Regions from separate parts of the Homo sapiens genome. Here region 1 is linked to region 2. A link is an interaction called in ENCODE POLR2A ChIA-PET data of the cell type or tissue named here. Cell type or tissue: OCI-LY7. All regions are shown on one strand. Links, peaks and the distances in the headings refer to the core of each region. The heading gives the core; the rest is flanking DNA.

Region 1 (8,000 bases), core at 1-8,000, 370 kb after region 2:
CATGATCTTGGCTGACTGCAACCTCCACCTCCCGGGTTCAAGCAGTTCTCCTGTTTCAGCCTCCCGAGTAGCTGGGGTTGTAGGTGTGTGCCACCACACCTGGCTAATTTTCGTGTATTTAGTAGAGACAGGGTTTCGCCATGTTGGCCAGTGGTTGTGAACTCCTGACCTCAGGTGATCCACTGGCCTCGGCCTCCCAAAGTGCTGGGATTACAGGCGTGAGCCACTGCGCCCGGCCTGGCCTGTCTTTTTAGGACTCTGAAGAGGCATATTTTCCACGTCTGTTAACCTTGTCTATGTTTTCCATCTATTTGTTTCTCTGTGCTGCATTCTAAGTAACTTCATCATAACTATCTTCTAGTTTAAAAATCCTGTATTTAGCTGTGTCTTATTTGTTGCTTTATTTATTTATTGTGTTTTTAATTTCACAGGGAATGTTTTTTATTTTTAAAAGTTACATTTGAATTTTTTTGGATCTGCCTGGTTATTTTATAGCAGGTTCTTGTTAAGTCTTTCAGAAGTATTTAGTGAGTACCTATCATACGCCAGGCAGAGTTCTAGGAGGTGCACATTATATTCCGGTATTCTTTGCCTATATTTTTTAAGTGAAATAAAATTCACATAACATAAAATTAACCATTTTAGCCATTTTTTTTTTTTTTTTAAATAGGCAGGGTCTTGCTTTGTCATCCAGGCTGGAGTGCAGTGGTGTGATCCTGGCTCACTGCACCCTCGACTTTCTGGGGTCCAGTGATCCTCTTACCTCATCCTCCTGGGTAGCTGGGGCTACAGGTGCGTACCACCACACCTGCCTGATTTTTGTATGTTTTGTAGAGACAGGGTTTTGCCATATTGCCTGGGCTGTTCTTGAACTTGGCCTCCCAGAGTGCTGGGATTACAGGTGTGCACCACCGTGCCCAGCCATTTTAGCCATTTTAAAGTATATAATTCTATGTTTTTTTTAAAAGTAGATTCACACTGTTGTGCAACATCAACACTATCTAATTCCCGAACATTTTCATCTCAGAATTCACTGTACATTCCCCCTTCCTAATCCCTAACAGCCATTAATCTACTTCTGTCTCTATGGATTTATCTGCTCTGAACATTTTATATAAATAGAGTCAAGAATATGTGGCGTTCGGTGCCTGGCTTCTTTCACTAAGCATAATTTTCAAGGCTCATTGATGTTGTAGCATATATCAGAACTTCATTCTGTTTTATGGCCCAGTATGCTTTCATTGTGTAGATAATACCACATTTTGTTTGTTCTTTTATCAGTTATTTCTATTTCTTGGCTACTATGAATAATGGTGCTATGAACATTAGCGTAAACATTTTTGCTTGAAAATGTTTTTAATTCTTCCAATTATTTTATGTCTTTAAAGATTTCATAGTGGATTATTTTCCTTTTTGCATCTGATAATTCCAATTTTTGATGCCTTTGAGTGTTTGAATCTTTTTTTTTCTGCTGAATCTCACTTTAGTGTAGCTTATTTCCTTCTAAGCTTTTTTTTTTTGAGACAGGACTCTCTGTTGCCTAGGCTGAGGTGCTATAGTGCGTGGCACAATCACAGCTTCACAGCTTGAACTCTCAGGATCAGGCAATTCTCCCACCTTAGCTTTCCAAGTAGCCAGGACTATAGGCATATGACGCCACACATGACAACTTTTAAAATTTTTTTTGTAGAGTTGGGGTCTTGCTGTGTTGCCAAGGTTGGTCTTCAACTCCTGGCTTCAAGCAATCCTCCTCCCACTTCGACTTCCCAAAGTGCTGAGATTACAGGCATGAGCCACTGCGCCTGGCCCATTGTACATGTATTTATACTAACTCTTTTTTTGTGGGGGTGGGGGAGTGCTATAATACCTTTAATGTTATCTGGAAATTTAAAATAGTAGAATAAACTAATTTAAAAACCCCAGAGATTGGATTAATATCTTTTTTTTTTTTTAAGAATAACCAAACAGCTAAAATAGAGACAACAGGAGCACAATTTGCAGGATTTTTCTTTTCTGCAGAGTTGAATGGATTTCATTGGGCTGAAGCCACAGATATAACTGCTGAAGCCTCTGTCAGCCTTAGTGTTGTTTCTGATCATAGATTGCTTGTACTCCATGGATTTCTGGAAACATTGGGCCCCCTTAAAATACAGGAATCTTTAGGTTACTGGTAGTGGAATTTATAAAACCTAGTATTTGGAGTGAGTGAGAGGTTAAAGGCATCTAATTGGTTTTCGTCAGTGAGCACAAAACATGAAAATCTTGTGCTTCGTAACTTTTTATTTCATCAACTAGGAGTTTGAACAAAATATTAAAAGAAGTATATTATCTAAAATACTTTGGATAAAAGTATTTGAAACAAAATTTTCAGGTACATTGTCCGCTTGTAGTATACTCTAAGAGACTTAGCGTGGCTATAAATGGTAGCCGTAAGACCCAGTTAAATATCTTGCAGGGCCAATACTATATGTCAGCAGTATGATGTAACTTGGCCTGAGGATTTTTAACCTTGGCCCTGGGATTTTTAGGAAACAAGGCCACCTCAGCACAGATTAACTATTAGAAACCTTACAACAAAGTTTACCCTTACAAGAATATTTGAACTTCCTTTATAAAAGAAAGACCTGATAACTGACCCTCATGGAATCCAGGCAGTAAAAATGGGGAAAGATTCCCCAAAGTTTAGAATGGTCTTCAGATGGACCTAGTCATTTGGTCATCTGACCCCATGACTTTATCTGTCCCATACCACCAGCCTGCTTCCACTAAAATAACCTCCTTGAGTACCAGGTATCTAAGACTCATTTTTGGCACAGATTGAACTGAAGGAGAAGTTGACCCTGGAGAAAGTGGTCAACTAAGCTACCTGAAACCCCCAAACACAATACCACTTTACTTTTGAGTGTGCAAACAATGTTTTTATTAAATGTGAATTAGTAGCACAGTTACTTTTTGTCCTCTGAATTATTAGTTTTTATACAGGCGTTGTTTACTGGAATTGTTTTAGTAGGAATTTAGGTAGTACGAGTTTTCTTTCAGAGCTCAGATATCCTTTTGTGTTCAGTTGCCATGCTCAGTTTCTCATTTACCCAAAACATTGTGAACTATTGCAGTAGCCCCTGAAATAAATTCTTTGCATTAGATTGTTTTTCTGCGTCCTGCACTGTGCTGTCAAGTCTTCTTTCTTACTGTTGTTTTAAGGAAACAGTAGCTCAAAGGGATATGCTCTCAAGGACATTCCTGGCCAGCCTGGCTTCTGGTCTTTTTACAGCTAACCCATGATCTTTCATTCCCGACTTGTCTTATACATTTATCCTAGTCTGTCCTCACCCTGTTGCCAGTGATAAATATTGTGATGTTTGTAAACTGTCCATTACAACTCACCTTTGCTCATGGTGTTGCCTCTACTGAAATGTCCTTCCTACAATCTCAGGCTCTTGTCAGTGTACCCATTCTTCAAAATCCACTTTTGATACACTTTCAGTAAACCTTTCTTGACCATCTTTTACTACCGTAAACAAACTGTATTTTTCCATTTCTGTTATTTTGTAAATCTCTTAGGGAACTTTTCTGTCTTATGTAATTACTGGTATTTATTGTGGTACTCTTTCTACCTAATTATAAACTTCTCGTGATCAAGGATCTTGTGTTGCTTGTATTTGGATATCTCTGGGCAAATTCCCTTACATGTGAAAAGTGTTCATGTAATATGTGTGCAGTTAGATTATGGCAACACATTGGGTTTGTGATTAGTCTGAACTCTTGCAACGCAGTGTTTCAAAGCATGTTTTGTATCTAGCATCTAGCACATTACCTTGGCCATTAATAAACATGTCTTTTGAACTGATGAAGAAAATTGAAGTCTTTAGCTTGGTCCTTGTATTTTAGCTTCAGGGAAAAATTAACGTGGTTTTGCAGTTAGGGGAGTTCTTTCAGTAACATTTTCTCATTAATGTTATGAAAACCAAGGAATTTTTATTTGATTGGAATCCTGTTAATCAGCAGAGTTGGTAGAAAGAATTAACTAATTCATTAGCAATATTTTTTCTTAAAAGATGATTAAGAACTTTTTTTCTTTACAATTAGTAGAAAATGCTGTGTGTCTGCCTTATGGTGAATAATAATAAAGCAGATACAACTTCTTCCTTCCCCTCAAAATACAGGTTCTTGTTAAACCTTTGGGAGACCGAGGATACCTTTTTCTTCTCTCCCCTTATCAGATGGTTCCTCCATATGGTAGGTGGTCTCTCTTTAATAAATTTTTACAATTCTTTCTTAACTTTTTAGTTAAAACACATTGCTAATGAGTTTGGCTTCTGTTTTTTAGAATATCAGACTGCCAAGTCTCGAGTCCTACATGCTTTGTTTCTATTTCAAGAACCTAGAAGCATAGTTACTTGTAAGTTCTTTGAATATCTAAATCTGGTTACTTATAGATACTTAACATTTCATTGAAATTTTCCAGATAACTCACTAAACATTTTGTCTTTCTTACCTCATGTTTCAGGAAATACTGGGGGTTAAGAGGTATTAGCAATATAAGACACAAATTATATGAATTTTTTTTTTTTTTTTTTTTTTTTTTTTTTGATACAGAGTTTTGCTCTTCTTGCCCAGGCTGGAGTGCAGGGGCGCGATCTCAGCTCACTGCGACCTCCACCTCCCAGGTTCAAGTGATTCTCCTGCCTCAGCCTCCTGAGTAGCTGGGATTACAAGGCATCTACCACCACTCCCAGCTAATTTTTTTGTATTTTTAGTAGAGACGGGGTTTCACCATGTTGGCCAGGCTGGTCTCGAACTCCTGACCTCAAGTGATCCTCCTGCCTCGGTCTCCCAAAGTGCTGGGATTACAGGCATGAGCCACTGTGCCTGGCTGACGATTTTTTTTAACTATGAAAAATTAATTTGTGTTTATCAGTGCTCTCATAAAGCTTGATTATAATTGTTATAGTACTGTAGCTTAGTTATGATGGTTACTTTTTATTTATTTTAGAGATAGAGTCTCACTCTGTTGGAGATAGAGTCTCACTCTGTTGCCCAGGCAGTGGTGCGATCATGGCTCACTACATACAGCCTTGCCCTCCCTCCTAGGCTCAAGTGATCCTCCTGCCTCAGCCTCTTGAGTAGCTTGGGATTACAGGCGTGCGCCAGCACAGCTAGCTAAGTTTAAATTTTTTTTTTTTCTTTAGAAGCAGGATCTCACTATATTGTCTAGGTTGTTCTTGAACTCCTGGCCTGAAGCGATCCAACTACCTCAGCCTCCCAAGCTGCTGGGATTAGAGGCATGAGCCACTATTCCCGGTCTGTGAGGGTTTTGTATGATTATTTTTTAGCTTAGTTCAATTTTGCATTCAAATTTTAGTAACTCTAAAGCATCATTTGCCAGGATAAATATTAGGCAATTCAAAATTAATGAGAATTTTTGGCACTGATATAAGACAAGATTTGTTAACCACCTTTTCTAAGAATGAACTTTAATACTGTGTATTAAGCTAAAGTTCCCACTAATGGCTTTATTTCACTGTTGGATTAAGGATGAGTTTCTCAGTTGTGGCTACTCAGCATCTACATATCTGTTCATGTGAAGTTAGTTACTACTTTATAAGAGGAAGAGATGACATGCAGGACTGTTTTGCTTGGAGCCTCAGATCTTGTTCTGTCTCTGTTTCTTCTTACATATTGCTTGCCACTATTTGAATTTCCTGGGGGCAGTAGGAAGTGAGATCTTCAATGAGTGGGTGATTTTTCCTTTAAAAATGTGTTCTGCTTTTTCATTTGTTTTAGTTTCTTATTGGCCTGTTTTAGGATCCTGGACTTTACAAGCATGCTATTCATATATTTGCTATATTGTATATATGTACTAGGGTACATACTCGTCTGGTTCAACATTAATGTATAAATGTTTTTATACTTCTTTGGCAATATTTAGATCTGTATTTGATTAGTTTCTTGATTGCTAACATGGTTTGCTTTTTTGTTTGTTTGTTTTATTTACAGCACAAAAAGGTTCAACCAATGCAGCACCACAGGAGAGGCATGAGAGCATGCCAGATGTATTAAAAATAGCTCAGTTTTTACAATTTTCTTTGATTCAGTGTCGAAAGGAATTCAAAAATATAAGCGCCATAAATTTTCATTCTGTTGTTGAAAAGTATGTAAGTGAATTTTTTAAGCGAGGTTTTGGTTCAGGTAAACGAGAGTTTATTATGTTTCCATATGATTCACGATTAGATGATAAAAAATTCTTATACTCAGCTCCCAGAAATAAATCCCATATTGATACTTGTTTGCATGCCTATATTTTTCGGCCTGAAGTGTATCAGTTACCTATTTGTAAATTAAAAGAACTATTTGAAGAAAATAGAAAACTTCAGCAGTTTAGTCCACTTTCAGATTATGAAGGTCAAGAAGAAGAAATGAATGGTACAAAAATGAAATTTGGAAAACGAAATAACTCAAGAGGTGAAGCCATTATATCTGGAAAGCAAAGATCATCTCATTCTTTGGATTATGATAAGGATAGAGTCAAAGAATTGATTAATTTAATTCAGTGTAGGAAAAAGAGTGTGGGTGGGGACTCAGACACAGAAGATATGAGAAGCAAAACTGTCTTGAAGAGGAAGCTTGAGGATCTACCTGAAAATATGAGAAAGCTCGCCAAAACCAGTAATTTATCTGAAAATTGCCATCTGTATGAAGGTAAAATATCAGATTGCTCTTATAACAGCCAAAAATAAAGTAGTTCTGTTCTTTCTTGTAGCAGAGGGGCGTATAAATTAAAGCCTGAGGGTCAAATTCAGCCTGTCCACTATTTTTGTAAAGAAAGTTGTATTTGAATACAGCCATGCCCATTTATTTATGTGTATGTAGCTGCTCTCATGCTGTCATGGCAGAGTTGGCACTGAGACTGTATGGCCCACAAAGCCTAAAATATTTGCTACCTGGCCCAGTACAGGAAACACTTTACAATTCCTGCCCTGGTACATCAGATTTCTAAATTGTTTGGTTTAGGTTAACATGACATAATAATACTAATCAGAACTCTTGTCCTTTTATATTCCTTTATTTTTTTTGAGACGGAGTCTTGATGTCTCCCCAAGGCTGGAGTGTAGTGGCATGATCTCGGCTCACTGCAAGCTCCACCTCCTGGGTTCATGCCATTCTCCTGCCTCAGCCTCCCGAGTAGCTGGGACTGCAGGCGCCTGCCACCATGCCCGGCTAATTTTTTGTATTTTTAGTAGAGACGGGGTTTCACCATGTGAGCCAGGATGGTCTCGATCTCCTGACCTCGTGATCCGCCTGCCTCGGCCTCCCAAAGTGCTGGGATTACAGGCGTGAGCCACCACGCCTGGCCATATTCCTTTATTTTTATAGTTGAAGAAGTATAATATCAGAATAGTAGTATCTTTTAGGCTGTTGCATAATGAAAAGGAACCTTCTGAATTTGAAAATAAAATATGCATACACATACTCTTTTCTACCCCAAGAATCCAGGAATATCTTTGGGTTTTTCTTTTTTTGTTGTTCTTTTTTCCTTTGTTTTGTTTTAGTTGACAGAAAAAGATAGACATGTAAGGCGCTTGTTTTAAGTGTGTTTGTTTCAATATTGCAAGTCAGCTAAAACACTTTTATCTAGATTTTTAAGATCTTCACACTACTAGTTGATAAGCACAGAATGAGTTCTTTTGCATTCATAGAAAGTTGACATAACAATCCACGTTTTGTGTTACTGTTGCTCCTCTGATTATGGCAGAACTGAATATTCTTATGCTTTTTATTAAGCAACTTGTCTCTTCAGATTCAGTGTGTCTTAGTCTAGGTTAGTCAGATCAGTGTCTTAGTCTAGGTTAGTCAGATCAGTGTCTTTTTACACTTTTGCTCTTAGCAATCTGTATTTGTATCCTCACTTTTCACTTTCCTGCTCTTTTTATTTATTTATTTATTTTTGAGACAAAATCTCACTCCGTCACCCAGGCTGTAGTGCAGTGGCTCAGTCTTGG
Region 2 (16,416 bases), core at 4,575-12,574:
AGGTGTGTCTTTGCGGTGCCATTTACCTTGGTCCTCCAGTTCCATGAACTTCAAGTGAAGCCTCAAGGGTGGAGTCCAGGTGCAGCATTTGCAGTGAGAGGCCCTCGTGGGTGACATCACTCCAACGTCAGGATAACCCATGCTGGTGTTGCTCAGTTGACACGCTGGTGAAGGCATTAGCCTGCATTTGTTTTGTTTTAGATCAGATTGAGATATTATATTGACCATAATTCTAACAACTATTAACAAGGATAAGCATTTGTAATAAAAAACTGCTCTTGGCCGGGCGCGGTGGCTCACGCCTGTAATCCCAGCACTTTGGGAGGCCGAGGCGGGCGGATCATGAGGTCAGGAGATCGAGACCATCCTGGCTGACGTGGTGAAACCCCGTCTCTACTAAAAATACAAAAAATTAGCCGGGTGTGGTGGCGGGTGCCTGTAGTCCCAGCTACTTGGGAGGCTGAGGCAGGAGAATGGCGTGAACCCGGGAGGCAGCGCTTGCAGTGAGCCGAGATCGCACCACTGCACTCCAGCCTGGGCGACAGAGCGAGATTCCGTCTCAAAAAAAGAAAAAAACAAAATTGCTCTTACCCTACACAAAGTGGATTTTTTTTTGTTTTATTACAGAAATAAGCCATATACAGGTATAGCTCTGATTTTTTTTTTTAAGATTGTCAAGTAAAATTGAATCTGTTTGCTATTGGCCTTCCAGGTATGGTGGCTAAGGGAGATATTTCAGAGGCAGCCCCCTACTTTTTTTTTTTTTTTAATATCTTTCCTTCTTTTTGATAGATCCAGGTCAAATTGGAGTAGAGTGTTCTTGATGTAGGAAGCTTCAATATTCTGTTTATAACATTAGGCAGGAAAGAAGATTTCTGCAAGGTTAGAATGTCATGGTGGAATGGGCACTTTGGGGAGTGGTGGGTTCCCGAGTGCTGTGTGTATGCAAGTGTAAGCATGTACCTGTGTGTTGCTGTTTTCTCAAGGGAGTATGAAGGGTGCATTGGGGTGCCCAAAGCAGCATCAGATGTGACACAAAGAAACCAACCCCATGCCAATTTGGAGAAGGCATGATTTAAATTAAAGTCAAGGAAGTCTATCTCGAGTGTCTACTCAGTGCCGGGGGCGTTGTTCTGGGTGCTGTGAATGGCACAGGCCGACTCTTGTGAATCTTATAGTACAGGAGCACACAGACCTAAACAAGCTATTCCCAGGGCAGTGAGCATGTGACAGGGAAGTGTGAGGATCTGTAGTCCCTTTGGGGTGGACCTAACATTCCCCGTGGGAAGTAGCAGACAGAAAATGGAAGCATCTGTGAGGGATAGCCAGGTAAAGAGCAAACCATGTGGAAGGGGCAGTGTGTGCCAAGGTCCGGACTCCACAGAGATGTGATGTGCCGGAAGCAAAGACAGCATCTCAGTGAGACTGGATCATGTCATATGGCAGGGGCCTGGGAGTCCTCTGGGCTGGGAACACTGGGTCCTCTTGGCCTTGGTAGTAAAGAGCTTAGACTCTGTCCTAAGGGTCCCAAGAGGCCACTGAAGTGTTTTAAATGGCTTCTTAAATCTGATTAAATCTGCATTTTGAGAAAAGATCTCTGGCTAGAGTGGGAAAAAGATTTGGAGGGAAGCAAAACTCAGGGCTAAGTAACCAGCTGGGGGTATTGTAGCCATCCAGGAGAGAGATGATGGAGGTCATAAATACCTGTTGAGAATAAGTGAGTGGATAGCTTGGATAACCAATGGAGAGAGGTGAACTCATGAAAAATATTCGGTGGTAGAATTGAGAGTGGATCTGGGGACTGAACAAATCCATCCATCCACCTATAAAACTAACATCTGTTGAGCCCCTTCTGTGCATCTGGGACTGTGTTTGGGATAGGGATACTGCAGTGAATGAAGCGGATGTGGTGGTCCCTGCCCTGATGGAGCTTACCTTCTGGTGAGAGAGACAGACCATAAACAGATGTGTGAAGTGGCATTAGCTGGTGGTGTATGCTGTGAGGAAAGATAGAGTATGTGATAGGGTGAGCATAAGCAGGTGGAGTTTTACATAGAGACACAGGGAGAGCTTTTTTGAGAGAATAACATTCAACATAGACCTGAATGTTGAGAGAGCAAGCCCTGCAGCCTTCTTGAGGAAAATCATGGCAGGCATCAGGGACAGCATGTGCTAAGGCCCAGGGGCTTAGCTTGGACAAAGAATGGCATTCAGGTCAGTACAGATGTGGGTGATGAGACGGTCATACGTGTGGATCAGCCTGATCAGCCTGCTACTGCGAGTCATGTCTTGAAAGATAGGTCCTCTCTTCCTTTGTTGGCAAAAAACAGGGTCCTCCTAGGCTTCCCCAGGTGACTGGACAGGGCAGTCTCGGGAGATTGGTTCCCAGTCAACAGAGATGGTTGAGCCTAGGCAAAATAAGTGCCTGGTTGGTAGTGTCTATGTTTGGGTACAGCTGTGAGTTTCAAGCATGCCACCAACATTCACACAAGTAGAGAAGAGGAAATGTGGCAGAGCACAAGAAGGAATGTTTTTCTGGAATAATCATTTATGTTAGCTGGATCACCAGCATGTATTCATGCTTCTTTTTTTTTGTATATAGGAAAGCTATTGATTAATAACTTTTTTTTTTGAGACAAAAATGACATTCAGATCAGTACAGATGTGGGTGATGAGATGGTCACACGTGTGGATCAGTCTGATCAGCCCTGCTATTGCGAGTCATGTCTTGAAAGATGGGTCCTCTCTTCCTTTGTTGGCAAAGACAGGGACCTCCTGGGCTTCCCCAGGTGACTGGACAGGGCAGTGTCTGTTACCCAGGCTGGAGTGCAGTGAGGTGATCATAGCTCACTGCAGCCTCAAACTCCTGAGCTCAAGCAATCCCCCTGACTCAGCCTCTAGAGTAGCTAGGACTACAGACACATGCCACCGTGCCCGGCTAAATTTTTAAAATTTTTTTGTAGAAACAAGGTCTCATTGGGTTACCCAGGCTGATCTTGAACTCCTGGACTCAAGCAGTCCTCCTGTCTCAGCCTCTCAAAGCGCTGGGATTGCAGGCTTGAGCCACCATGTCCAGCCAACTTCTTTTATTCATGTTGATTAATATTATCTAGTTTTCCTGTTTGCTCTAATAGTTTTGCAGATCTTATTTTATTATTACTATATTTTTGTAGGGAGGGATTTTTCCAGACATATAATTGTATCATCTGCAAATTAATACAATTTTGTTTTCCCTTCCTTTCTAGTCAGTATGACTTTTTTTGTCTTCTAATTGGATTGGTAAATGCTTCCTGAATAAATTTTTTTTTTTTTTTTGAGATGGCGTCTTCCTCTGTCGCCAGGCTGGAGTGCAGTGGCATGATCTCAGCTCACTGCAACCTCTGCCTCCCGGGCTCAAGTGATTCCCCTGCCTCAGCCTCCCAAGTAGCTGGGGTTACAGGCACGCACCACCATGCCTGGCTAATTTTTTGTATTTTAGTAGAGATGGGGTTTCACCATGTTGGCCAAGATGGTCTCAATCTGACCTCATGATCTGCCTGCCTCGGCCTCCCAAAGTGCTGGGATTACAGGTGTGAGCCACCGCGCCTGGCCGCTTCCTGAATAATGTTAACTAGCGGTGGTATGTAGAGTTCCTCTTGCTTTGTACCCACTTCAGTGGGAGTGCGCTAATGTTTCCCTAGGAGATGTGATGCAGGCTTTCAGTTTGAGCTTTATATCTCTTAAGGAAGTTTCATTCCATTCTTGTTTTGTTAAAAGTTTCTTTTTTCAATCAGGAATATATGTTGGAATTCAACAAGATTGGCATCTAAGGAGACATCTGTTTTTGTTTTTTCTTTTGACTCTGTAATGAGATGAATTATATTGATAGATTTCCTAATGTTGACCCATCCTTTCATTCCTGGGGTGAACCACAGGTGTCTATGTTTGGTTACAGCTGTGCTTTTCAAGCATGGAGCTACTTTCTGTCATTTAAATTAGTACTCCATGAAGATGTACTTGGTTTATCCTGTGGCTTAGAGTAATACTGACAGGATAGCTTTCCTTCTGTTTGAGGCATTGAAGCTAGAGGAAATGAACAAACCATTCATCCATTAGACCAACTTACATTTATTGAATGCTTATTATCTGCAAAATGCTGCTGGGTGTACAGCCACCAGTATCCCTTATAACTAAGAGACTTAGGATTCTATGCAGTGGTTCTGCTAGGAAATGTTATTGCAAGTGACAGAAATGCAGTTCATTCAGGATCAAGCTCCATAGGGAATGTAATGGCCCACAGGAATGGAAGGTCCGACAGTAGATAGCCTCAGGCATGGTGGGATCCAGGGGCTCAGTGTCGATTAGGCCTTGCTGTCACTCTGCCCTTCTCTTGGCTCTGCTTTCTTCTGTGTTGAAATCATTCTCAGGAACGTTTCCTCCCTGTGATACCACCAACTCCAGGCTGGCATTTGACTCCAGCTATGGAGTGAAAGCTTATTCCCACTTGTTCCAGCAGAGCTTCCCGAGTGAACTCAGATTTGTTCACAACGTGGGCTTCGTGCTCTCTCCTGGAACTCTGGAACTCGGGGGTGGAGGATGGAGTCAGCCTCATCTGAACCCATGGATGGAGAGTGAGGGAGGGGTGGTCCCCCAATGGGAAGGCCAGGTGCTGTCACCCACACACAGGGAATTGGATGCTGGGTGGCAGACACCCCAGATGTTCATGCCATCTGGGCCAGCGATCCCCTTTGTGGTCTTCACTGTCCTTTTTCACAAGTGAGAGGGGAGGTGGCAGGGAGCCATGATTCCTGACTCAGCCCCAGGACCCTGCAAATCAGTGACAGCATCAGGATTTTAAGTCCCTACCTGAAGTTTCAGGCTTTATTTGCTCCACTAAATTAGGCATGAAAACCTGAAATCCCAGCCCTTGGGAAGGCCAAGGCAGGTAGATCACTTGAGGTCAGGAGTTTGAGACCAGCCTGACTAACATGGTGAAACTCCGTTTCTACTAAAAATACAAAATTAGCTGGGCGAGGTGGCGCTCGCCTGTAGTCCCAGCTACTTGGGAGGCTGAGGCAGGAGAATCACTTGAACCTGGGAGGTGGAGTTTGCAGTGAGCCGAGATTGCACCATTGTACTCCAGCCTGGGCAACAAGAGTGAAACTCTGTCTCGTTCATAAATCAATCAATCATGAAAATAGATGGAAATAGAGAGTTAAGGCATCATCCGTGCACCTTGAGGGTTGATTATTAAAGAAAAGATTTCCCCAAGCTCACCCTTACCCCCAGCCTCTCAGCCACATATAATAATCCTTCTTGTCAATTCCTTATTGTTCCCTTTTCATAATGAACTTAGAAGGTAGATGCCTTTAAAAAGGTGTCTTGGATGGGATGTTACATACTTAATATAGAGCCTTTATAGTAGCAAAGTTTTAATTTGACAAAATCTTGCCTGATCTGATGTGGCATCTCTTCAAATAGTATTTTTTATTTTAATTTGATTGAGGTGTAAATATATCTGACACACATGCCAACTTAAGGGACAAGCTTTTCTGCATATGTTTACACCTCCTGGGATCAGGTGTAGCACTTGTTCAAGCACTCTGCCCCCATTCCAGCTCCTTTCGAGCCCCCTTTCTTTCCCTCCCCTCCTCATCTCCTCCCTAGGAACACACCGAGGCTGAGAAAGACTGTGACTTTCTTGCCATTGCCTACCTGGGTGCACACACTTGGGTCCAGGGAAAAAATAAGAAACCTGATCCTGAAGAATTGTGCCGGGAAGGGAGGTGGGAAGCGTCCATCCATGGAGGAGAAATGGCCACCTACAGAGCCCTCTGGGAGTGCCCTGGTCTACCTGAGACTCAGGAAGTCCCCCTTGCTCTCTTGTTCCTCTTTTATAAATAAAGAAACCAAGGTCTAGAGAGATAAGTGATTTGTCACAGTTCACCCATCCAGTGATGTAGGCTGGAGGCCAGGAGGATGGTCCTGGTTTATGGGCCAGCTACCCACTGTGGTCCTTGCTACCCAATGAATCCAGGTGGCTTAACATTGGACTCGGTCATTCTCATCCCTCATTTCATGATACTGTTAATTTTTTTTTTTCTGGAAAATCTTGAAATTCTGCGAGAGATGGCATATATAATGGAAAGAATACAGATGCTGGAATCTGACATTCTTGGCTTCAAATTCCTTCTTTGTTTTATGACCTTGGGCAAGGATGTTAACTTCCCTGAAGCTCGATGTCTTCATCTGTAAAAGGAATAATATTAGCACCAACCTCATATTATTGGTTGTGGGGATTAATGAGATGATACATGTCACATGCTCAGCACACTACCTGGCAGATACTGTCTTTAAATGGGAAAAGCCAGGTTGTGACTTTTTTGGTGTGGGGAAGGTGAGACACGACATAAACGTAAAGCATCACAACCTCCCCCAAATGTGAACACTTTAGCATAACTTTAATCATTATAAATTAGTTTATTAATTAATGATAGCATGGTATATTTAAGAACACAGCTCTGGAGCCAGACTGCTCTGGTTCAAATCCTGACTGTACCACTGGCCAGATGTGTGACCTTTTGGAAGTTACTTAAGCTCTCTTTGCTCTGCTTTCCTTGCATGTAAAATGAGGCTAATTATAGGACCTACCTTATAGAGTAGTTCTGAGGATGAAATGAGATAATGCAAACAACACCCTTCCTTAGCCCAGTGCCTTAGTTGATGTGCAGAAAATGTGACATTATTATTACTAACAAATTGATCTATATTCCTTTTTGGCCTTTAAAGTTTTTTTTTTTTTTTTTTTTGTGACAGAGCCTTGCTCTGTCACCCAGGCTGGTGTGCAGGGGTGCCATCTCAGCTCACTGCAGCCTCAGCCTCCCAGGTTCAAGTGATTCTCCTGCCTCAGCCTGCTGAGTAGCTGGGACTACAGGCATATGCCACCACGCCCAGCTAATTTTTCTATTTTTAGTAGAAATGGGGTTTCACCATGTTGGCCAGGCTGGTCTCAAACTCCTGACCTCAACTGATCCACCTGCCTTGGGCTCCCAAAGTGTTGGGATTACAGCGTGAGCCACTGCACCTGGCTTTTAAGCATCTTGAATGAAGTTTTGCCTTGGTTTTCACAGCGTAACTACTGCATGTGCTCTTTGCACTTCACTGAAAGTTTTTTTCCAAGCTCGTTTCTCTTCCTATTCATGTTAGCACTGGGAGCTGGGAGAGAAGACTAACCATTTCCCAGCATCAGGCAGCATCCTTTGGATGTTGTAGAAAGAGGCTGGTTAGCTCTTGGAGAAGCGTGAATGGGCCACTCTCCTGGGTCCAGCCTTTTGTCCACTGGGGACAATGTGTGGCTTTCACAGTGACTCATCCTTGGGCAGCCGTGACGACATCGTGGGAAAGGAGGAACAGAGTTCAATCCAACGTGTGCCAAGGGGGCATCTCTGTCCTTGCAGACGTGGAGCTGGTGGGGGCAGGGAAGGGTTTGTTTCTTCAAGGACCAAGGAGTCAACCCAACTAGCAGAGGGTCAAGTTGAGCAACTGAAAGGATGTGAGAAAACAAAAAGTGCTGGCTTGGTGGGCTCGGCCTTTTTATTTTGAAAAACGCTCCTTTTAGCTCTCAATTGGCCCCTTGAGCTGCAGGGAGCAGTGCCAGTTAACCCACATTTAATTAGAAACTGGGTTAGTGGACATTCTCTTTCTTCCCAGAGCATGTCCTGGGTATTGGAACCTTTCCAGGGACTGGTACAGTAACAGCCATTTACATGGCCCTGGCTTTCTGGGCGCTGGAATCAGCCTTGGGTGAATATACATCCCTACCCTTCCCCCAACCTCTGCTGACTCTCTCCTGATGGAATTTGCCAACTCCACGCATAGAATGCAGACTTTCCCTGGATTTGTCTAAGCCTCAGTCTCCTTGGTTTACCTCTGCTGTTTAGGAAACACTTAATCCTCACCTTTGAGTTTTTATTTTGCTCTTTAGTGGTGACATTGTGTGCATTTCCTTTTGTTTGGTGACTCGTGTGTGTGTGTGTGTGTGTGTGTGTGTGTGTGAGAGAGAGAGAGAGAGAGAGAGAGAGACAGAGAGAAAGCTTTCCTCTCTCTCCCCCACCAGGCCTCACTGTGTCTTGTTTCGGGGACTGAGACCCGGCAGACAGTGACACAGTGACTTCCTTGTCTTCTTGGTTCCCACCAGCTGATGGGCAAGGTCATTTTCAAAGTCCTGACACCTGCTTATCATAACCGCCAGCTGCACTCCACAAAGAAGACCCCTCCCCCACACCAGGGAAAAGGGGATATAAGAATAGACCTGGGGGGGACCAAGAGCAAGAGAGTGAAGGACACTGTGCACCAACTCAGAGGTGTGGGTGGGCATTTGGATTGACAACTGTGCTTAGCACCAGCTGATGTAAATTTTCCATCCTAACGGTAGCTATTTTGAAAAACTCTCCACACATTCGAGAAGTCTTTAAAATAATAAAACATTTGCATGGACATTATGTGATTTGATCTCCTTTTTGTCATTCTTTTTTCTTTTTGAGACGGAGTTTCGCTCTGTTGCCCAGGCTGGAGTGCGGTGGTGCGATCTCAGCTCTCTGGATCCTCCGCCTCCCGGGTTTAAGCAATTCTCTGCCTCAGCCTCCCGAGTAGCTGAGATTATAGGCGCCCACCATCACGCCCAGCTAATTTTTTTTTTTTGTATTTTTAGTAGAGACAGGGTTTCACTATCTTGACCAGGCTGATATTGAACCCCTGACCTCATGATCCTCCCACCGAGGCCTCCCAAAGTGCTGGGATTACTGCGCCTGGCCGTTTTTGTCATTCTTGCAAGCAGCATTACCTTTTAGAAAGCAGTTTCAGTCCACCTGCCTGCGTCTTACCACTTGGATGTGCTGTGATGTCTGAGGCTCTGTATCACGAAATACATAAATTGGATTGGAAGGTGGATTTCAGTAGAGGTCACAAATGGCAGAAAGATAGTTGTGTGATAGTTGTGCATGTTCTTTTCCTTGTGTGGGTGTGAGTGCCACTAGGGTCCTGTAGGGGCATGGTCTGCTCTGTGAACTTCCTGCTGGATATGAGGACGCACCCAGGTGGACCCCTGCCTCTGTGGTCTCTGTCTGCAAGATTCGGCCATCTGGGGATTGGAGATCCAAGAGTTCATCATTGCCAGTGCTGCTTGGGAATTGGTGGGAACAAGACTTGTCTCACCACTGAACATGCTGTGGTCTTGAAAATGTAACAAGGGTGGCGAAGTGTCTAGGGCTTTAGATACAGGTAGATCCATTTTGAGGGTCTGAAACTTATATAATTTGGGGGACCTTTTCAAGAAAAAGAATTTTAAGGCCAGGTGCAGTGGCTCACGCCTATAATCCCAGCACTTTAAGAGGCAGAGGCAAGAGGATCACTTGAGCCCAGGCGTTTGAGACCAGCCTGGGCAACATAACTAGACTTCGTTTGTACTAAAAAAAAAAAAAAAAAAAAATTAGCAGGGCGTGGTGGTGTCCGCCTGCAGTCCTACCTACCCAGGAGGCTGAGGCGGGAGGATAGCTTGAGCCCAGAATGTTGAGGTTACAGTGAGCCATGATCCTGCAACTGCACTCCAGCCTGGGCAACAGAGAAAAAATAAAAAGAATTTTTAAATATCCCTTTCCGAATTTTACAAAATTGTAAGAGCACATACACCTTTCTAAGGAGGGTCCTGTGAAGTGAGGGGCCCCTAAGCTTCAGTTTCATTGGTTTCCTAGAATATCCATTTTGGGCTGTAGCAAAACAAGTAGAGACATGTTGTGAGGGAAGGTTTAGAGGTAGGAGAGTAAGAAGTTTATCTCTAGGTCAGATTAGAAACGGGGTATAGTGTTACCATGTGTCTGCAGGTGGCTACTTAACTCAGTTGTAGCCAAAAGCAGTCCTAGTCATTTACATAAGTGAATGAGCGTGGCTGTATACCAGTAAAACGTTATGTAAACTGGCAGACGGCTGGATTTGGCCCTCAGGCCCTAGTCTGCCAACCTCTGGTTTAGACAATTAATAATTTCAGGTTGTTGGCAGACTTTTGCTAAAAAAAAAAAAAAAGTACATGAAAAAAGTTAACAAGCTTTGGCCGGGCACAGTGGCTCACGCCTGTAGTCCCAGCACTTTGGGAGGCCGAGGCGGGAGGATCACGAGGTCAGGAGATCGAGACCATCCTGGCTAACACGGTGAAACCCCGTGACTAGTAAAAATACAAAAAAATAAATTAGCCAAGTGCAGTGGCGGGCGCCTGTAGTCCCAGCTACTCAGGAGGCTGAGGCAGGACAATGGCCTGAGCCTGGGAGGTGGAGCTTGTGGTGAGCTGACATCACGCCACTGCACTCCAGCCTGGGTGACACAGCGAGACTCTGTCTCAAAAAAAAAAAAAAGTTAACAAGCTTTATAAATATTTGCTTTTGTAATTTTACTTTCTATGTTAACTGTTAATCTGTTTATTGTAAAAAAACTGAAAAGTTTAGAAAACTATAAAGAAATATAGTTTTCTAATTCTGCTGATCATTAAATACTGTTAATCAGTGAGTATTGTGAGAAATTTCCTTCTTGCATTGGTACGCATATGCACAGTAAATATTTTAATAGAATTATACCACATATTTGGCTCGATTTCCTGCTTTCTTCTGGAATATGGGAGTCCAGGTTGTGATGAACAGGGGTGGTGATGGAAGGGGCGTGGTTTGGAAGGAAGGTGCTGTAGTGGTTAAGGCTGTGCACTATTGTGTCCAGAATCGGTGTGTTCTTGATCTCACTGACTTCAAGAATGAAGCCGCGGACCCTCACAGTGAGTGTTACAGTTCTTAAAGATGGTGTGTCCGGAGTTTGTTCCTTCGGATATTCAGACGTGTTTGGAGTTTTTTCCTTCTGGTGGGTTCGTGGTCTTGCTGGCTTCAAGAGTGAAGCTGCAAACCTTCCCGCTGAGTGTTACAGCTCTTAAGGGGTCACGTCTGGAGTTGTTCGTTCCTCCTGGCGGGTTCGTGGTCTCGCTGGCTTTAAGAGTGAAGCTCCAGACCTTCGCGGTGAGTGTTACAGCTCATAAAGGCAGTGCAGATCCAAAGAGTGAGCAGCAGCAAGATTTATTGCAAAGAGCAGAGGAACAAAACTTCCCCAGAGTGGAAATTGACCCAAAGAGTTGCCGCTGCTGGCTCCGGCAGCCTGCTTTTATTCCCTTATCTGGCCCCACCCACATCCTGCTGATTGGTCCATTTTACAGAGAGCTGATTGGTCCATTTTACAGAGAGCTGATTGGTCCGTTTTGACAGGGTGCTGATTGGTATGTTTACAATCCCTGAGCTAGACACCAAGTGCTGATTGGTGCATTTACAATCTTTTAGCTAGACACAAAAGTTCTCCAAGTCTCCACTAGATTAGCTAGACACAGAGCACTGATTGGTGCATTTACAAACCTTGAGCTAGACACAGGGTGCTGATTGGTGCATTTACAATCCTCCAGCTAGACACAAAAGTTCTCCAAGTCCCCACCAGATTAGCTAGCCACGGAGAACTGATTGGTGCATTTATAAACCTTTAGCTAGACACAGAATGCTGATTGGTGCATTTACAATCCTCTAGCTAGACATAAAAGTTCTCCAAGTCACCACCAGATTAGCTAGATACAGAGTGCTGATTGGTGCATCCACAAACCCCAAGCTAGACACAAAGTGCTGATTGGTGCATATACAATCCTCCAGCTAGACATAAAAAGTTCTCCAAGCCCCTACTGGACTCAGGAGCCCAGCTGGCTTCGCCTAGTGGATCCCATGCCAGGGCCGGGGGCTGAGCTGCCTACCAGTCCCACACCGCATGCCTGTACTCCTCAGCCCTTGGGCCGTCGATGGGATGGGCACCATGGAGCAGGGGGCAGTGCCTGTCTGGGAGGCTCTGGCGACACAGGAGCCCACCGCCAGGGCGGGGGGCTCAGGCATGGCGGGCTGGAGGTCCCAAGCCCTGCCCAGCGGGGAGGCAGCTGAGGCCCAGCGAGAATTCGAGTGTGGCGCAGGCAGGCCGGCCGGCAGTGCTGGGGGATCCGGTGCACCCTCCGCAGCCTGGCCCGGGTGCTAAGCCCCTCACTGCCCAGGGCCAGCAGGAGTGCAGGGCCTGCCAAGCCCGCACCCACCCGGAATTCACGCTGGCCTGCGAGCCCGTGCGCAGCCCCGGTTCCTGCCCATGCTTCTCCCTCCACATCCCTCTGCAAGCAGAGGGAGCCAGCTTCACCTCGGCCAGCCCAGAGATGGGTTCCCACAGTGCAGCGGTGGGCTGAAGGGCTCCTCAAGTGTGGCCAGAGTGGGCGCCAAGGCTGAGGAGGCACCAAGAGCGAGCAACGGCTGCCAGCACACTGTCACCTCTCACTATGGCATCAGAATCCTGGGTGCAAAACCTAGTTCTGGCTGAACTGTGAGACCTTGAGTAAGTGACTTTAGTTCACTTGTCAAATGGTGATAATCATTCTACCCACCTTCTATGTCAGTTGTGAGGATTAAATTGATAAACTACAAAGAGTGGCCACGTGCAGTGGCTCACGCCTGTAATCCCAGCACTTTGGGAGGCCAAGGTGGGAAGATCACTTGAGGTCAGCAGTTCGAGACCAACTTGACCAACATTGTGAAACCCCGTCGCTACTAAAAATACAAAAATTAGCTAGGTGTCATGGCGGGCACCAGTAATCCCAGCTGCTCCGGAGGCTGAGGCAAGAGAATCACTTAAACCCGGGAGGTGGAGGTTGCAGTGAGCCAAGAGCACACCACTGCATTCCCTGGGCAACAGAGAGAGACCCTGTCTCAAAACAACAACAACAGCAACAACAATAACAAAAGAGGGCTTAGTTCACGACCAGGTACAGATTTAAGTGCTGAATGAATGTTGGCCATTCTTAATATTGTTATTGTGATTGCATTGTTGTAATAATGGTAGTGGCTCTTGGGTTTTGAGGCAGGTCACGAGGCCATCTCCTGTAGACCCCATTTCATACTCAACCTCAGTCTTCTTGGCACAGCTCGTTGGGAGCAGCCCCTCAAGTTCCCTCAGAAGGCACATGTCCCTCTTGAGTATCCTATGAGGGAGTCTGAATCCTCAGCAAGGACCACCCAGGACCCAGGGCCAGTCAGTGCTGACCATTCTTCCACCTAACCAGACCCCACCGCTTCTCCTCACCACCACCTTCTTCCTTCCTCATAGTGCAAATCAGAGGCCCTGCGAGCACTGGGAAGCAGTGAAGATGGAGTGAGGCCTGCAGTGATAAAATACTTTCAAAAGCCAGGTCTCATGAATCCTCAGCATAGCTGTAAGGGATTGGGAGTGATTATCTCCTTGTACAGATGAGGAGACCAAAGTTTCAGGTCACACAGCAGGTAAATAAGTGATAGTATTAGGACACCTTTCTTTCTGGTGTCAAATCCATACCTGCTGCCTTTGCTCTGGTTTAGATTAGGATTTCTCAACCTTGACACTATTGAATCCTTGGGTTGGAGAATTCTTTGCTGTGGGTGGCGGGGGAAGGTGGGGGGCTGTCCTGTGCATTGGAGGATGTTCAGCAGCATCCCTGGCCTCTCCCCACTAGATTCCAGTAGCACCCACCTCACCCCACTCCCTTGTAACAAAAGAAAATATCTCCAGACATTGCCATATGTCCTGTGGAAAGGCAAAAGAGGAGACGTATATATTTGAATGTGGGCAGTGGGGATTGAGAGCAACTCTATCCAACTTGGATTGCTGTCATCAGTGTGCCCCGTGGGAAATCTTTAGGGAGTTCACCGCTAGGGCAGAAAAAAGGTGAAATCGTTGTTTTAGATCATGTGCTTAGCACCATCATGTTCCTGTAAGTTCCAGGCGGTTTAACTTTGCCTCCTTGTGCCAAAAACGTCTTTGTTTTCATCAACTGTGCTTCTGTTTCTTCATTAGGCTGCATTCCGGTCCCAGTTTCACCTTCCCTCCGATTTTCCCTCGCCGGTTGCATGTTCATCATAGCTCCTACACGCAGGGGTGCTCCCACTAACTATGGAAGCGGGCGGGAGCATTTCCCCTCATACTAAAGTCTACTTTGGGTCTGCTTTGCAATTTCCTTTTGGTCTCCCTCCTGGAGATTCCTGTGCCACCTGTTAACACCCTTTTGTGTTTGGCTCATTTCTTTCTTCAAATTTTGCTGCTTTTAATCTTTCTTTCTAAGCTTAGTGGAGTGTGTGTAAATTAGGAGTGAGCAGACGATGAACAAGGGTCCAAATGTCTCTTCCTTGGGGTAAAGTGTATTTTGTAAAACAGCCCAAGTCTATTTTTCAAGATTAGTCTCCCCATGATTCAGGCCTTTCCATGAACACTGGGGTCCTTGGTTCTCCATGGTGGGCTCCTTGGGAGTCAGGGCTCTGAGGAGGCAGACACTTTGACTGTGAACAGTGGAGTTTTACACACCTAAAGTTGGCATGTCAGGTACAGGTTATAGATAGTCAAAATTAATCTTCAAAATGCATAAATCCTCCAAACCATGCATAGTTTTGTATGTACAACCCTGTAAAATAACCTGTATATGTAGATGTCAATGTACATAGTTGTCACATATAGAGGAGTGCACATGTAAATAAATTCCACTGTGGGTTTTTTTTTTTTTTTTTTTGAGATGGAGTCTCGTTCTGTCACCCAGGCTGGAGTGCAGTGGTGCGATCTCGGCTCACTGCAAGCTCTGCCTCCTGGGTTCACGCCATTCTCCTGCCTCAGCCTCCCAAGTAGCTGGGACTACAGGCACCCGCCACCACGCCCGGCTAATTTTTTTTGTATTTTTAGTAGAGATGGGGTTTCACCATGTTAGCCAGGATGGTCTCTATCTCCTGACCTCGTGATCTGCCCGCCTTGGCCTCCCAAAGTGCTGGGATTACAGGCGTGAGCCACCACGCCCGGCCCACTGTGGTTTTTAATAATGGAAGAGGGTATAGAAGACAAGGTGTGTCCCTGAATTCTGAATATCTAAGGTATGTGTGCTGTGGCGCCTGCATGTTAAAAAGAGACAGGAGAAAGCCCTGAGGTCAGAAGCCCGGGCTCAGAAGGCAGCTGCCTGTGGTCCAGTTCCTGCTCCACCACTTGCTGCGGTGTGACTTTGTTTGAGTTCATGGCCTTGCTGTGCCTCTGTTTCATCATCTTTAAAATGGGTATGACGAGAATACCCATGCTTTGCACAGAGTAAGAGCTTACTAAATGTTAGCTGTCATGCTGTGTTGCTGCTCACTATTATTATTATTAATTAATCATAACATGATTATTATTACCACCTCCAATGAGATGGGCTGGTTTGAGAACTGAGATTCCATCCTGTGTCTCTTGGCTTGTGTGGTTCCTTTAAAGAGATGTGGAACAAGGTCCCATCTTCTTACCCTGGCATTCCATCACACAGACACACACTGGGTGTGCTGGGAGTCTTCTCCACGCACTCTCATTTGTTTCCCGCAGCAGTGTGGCTCACTTTTTGTTTAATCTCCTCCAGCAACTTGGCAGGCCTGCAGCCACCCTTCACATCCTGGCCTGTCCAGCAGGCTGATAAAATGCAGATGTAGCTACCACCCCGCTCAGAGATCCACCCGCCTCTAGCCTCACTGTCATGGGTCCCAAACATGGATTCTTGGCTGAGGGGCTGAGGGACTGGGATAAGGGGTGGCGGGTTGTGCGAGACAGCCCATAGAGGTCAGAGGGTCCGGGGAACTTTAGAAGTAGCTCTAGGTTCCTTGCATGAGCAGTGTCAGAATTGCAGGCAGGCTGGGGGATAGGCCCCAAGTTGGTGGATCTCCACTTAACAGATTTTTTGGTACTATTTTTTTTAAATAAAAAATTTTGATTTCATAGTTCATTCTTGAGCGTTCAGCTGAAATGAAAAGTGAAAAAGTTTAAGCAATATGTTAAAGGGCAGGGGTGGGGAGGAGCCGGACCTCAGAATGGGAGCCTCAAACTTGAGGCTCACAGGGCCAGCCCATCATGAAAATGAGAGCAATGGCTTGGGCCATGCATTCTGTTTCCCAGGAACTCATGGCCCATCCTGGTTCCTGCCTCCTGTTGAGAATGCTAGCCCATGGGGCCAGATCTGCCAATTTCCCAAGATCATGTAGAAATTGGAATCTTAATGTAAAACTTCCCAATTCTCATGAGAGCCATCTGGACTTTGAAATGTTGGCAATTCATTGAAAAAAATTCTTTTAAATATATTTTTGAGCTGGAATTGAAAATCCACCAGCTTGCAAGGGACTTGAGAGATGCTGTGCTTGTGCCCCTAGGGTTTACAGATGCGGAAACAGAGGTCCAGAGAAAAATGACAGGGCCTGGTACAGTGACTCATGCCTGTAATCCCAGCACTTTGGGAGGCTGAGGTGGGTGGATCAGATGAGGCCAGGAGTTCAAGACCGGCCTGGCCAACATGGAGAAACCCCGTCTCTACTA

The links. ChIA-PET counts read pairs that join two places held together with the same protein. Peaks named below come from ENCODE experiments on the same cell type or tissue, not always from the same donor. Only the 100,000 strongest peaks of a DNase experiment are listed, where the experiment ranks them.
Region 1: POLR2A ChIA-PET joins it to region 2 with 10 read pairs; 2 of 35 experiments call an interaction of 5 or more read pairs at or near these places.

What each region holds. Positions count from the first base shown.
Region 1 is chr3:56,645,221-56,653,220 of GRCh38, reverse strand. TASOR (transcription activation suppressor) reads left to right here. Exons shown (of 24, transcript NM_001365635.2): 12 at 4,164-4,236; 13 at 4,328-4,399; 14 at 5,998-6,699. Among named protein-coding and RNA genes, the nearest start is that of TASOR, 34 kb to the left of the region's middle. In OCI-LY7, for the core only: no CTCF peak of the experiment used is centred there; no DNase peak of the experiment used is centred there.
Region 2 is chr3:57,008,651-57,025,066 of GRCh38, reverse strand. It overlaps a transcript of ARHGEF3 not described here. Among named protein-coding and RNA genes, the nearest start is that of SPATA12, 44 kb to the left of the region's middle. RefSeq lists an enhancer at 9,255-10,020. In OCI-LY7, for the core only: CTCF peaks have their summits at 7,892, 8,094 and 8,995; DNase peaks (open chromatin) are centred at 5,866, 8,156, 9,896, 10,286 and 3 weaker places; H3K4me3 peaks cover 4,883 bases; H3K27ac peaks cover 5,985 bases.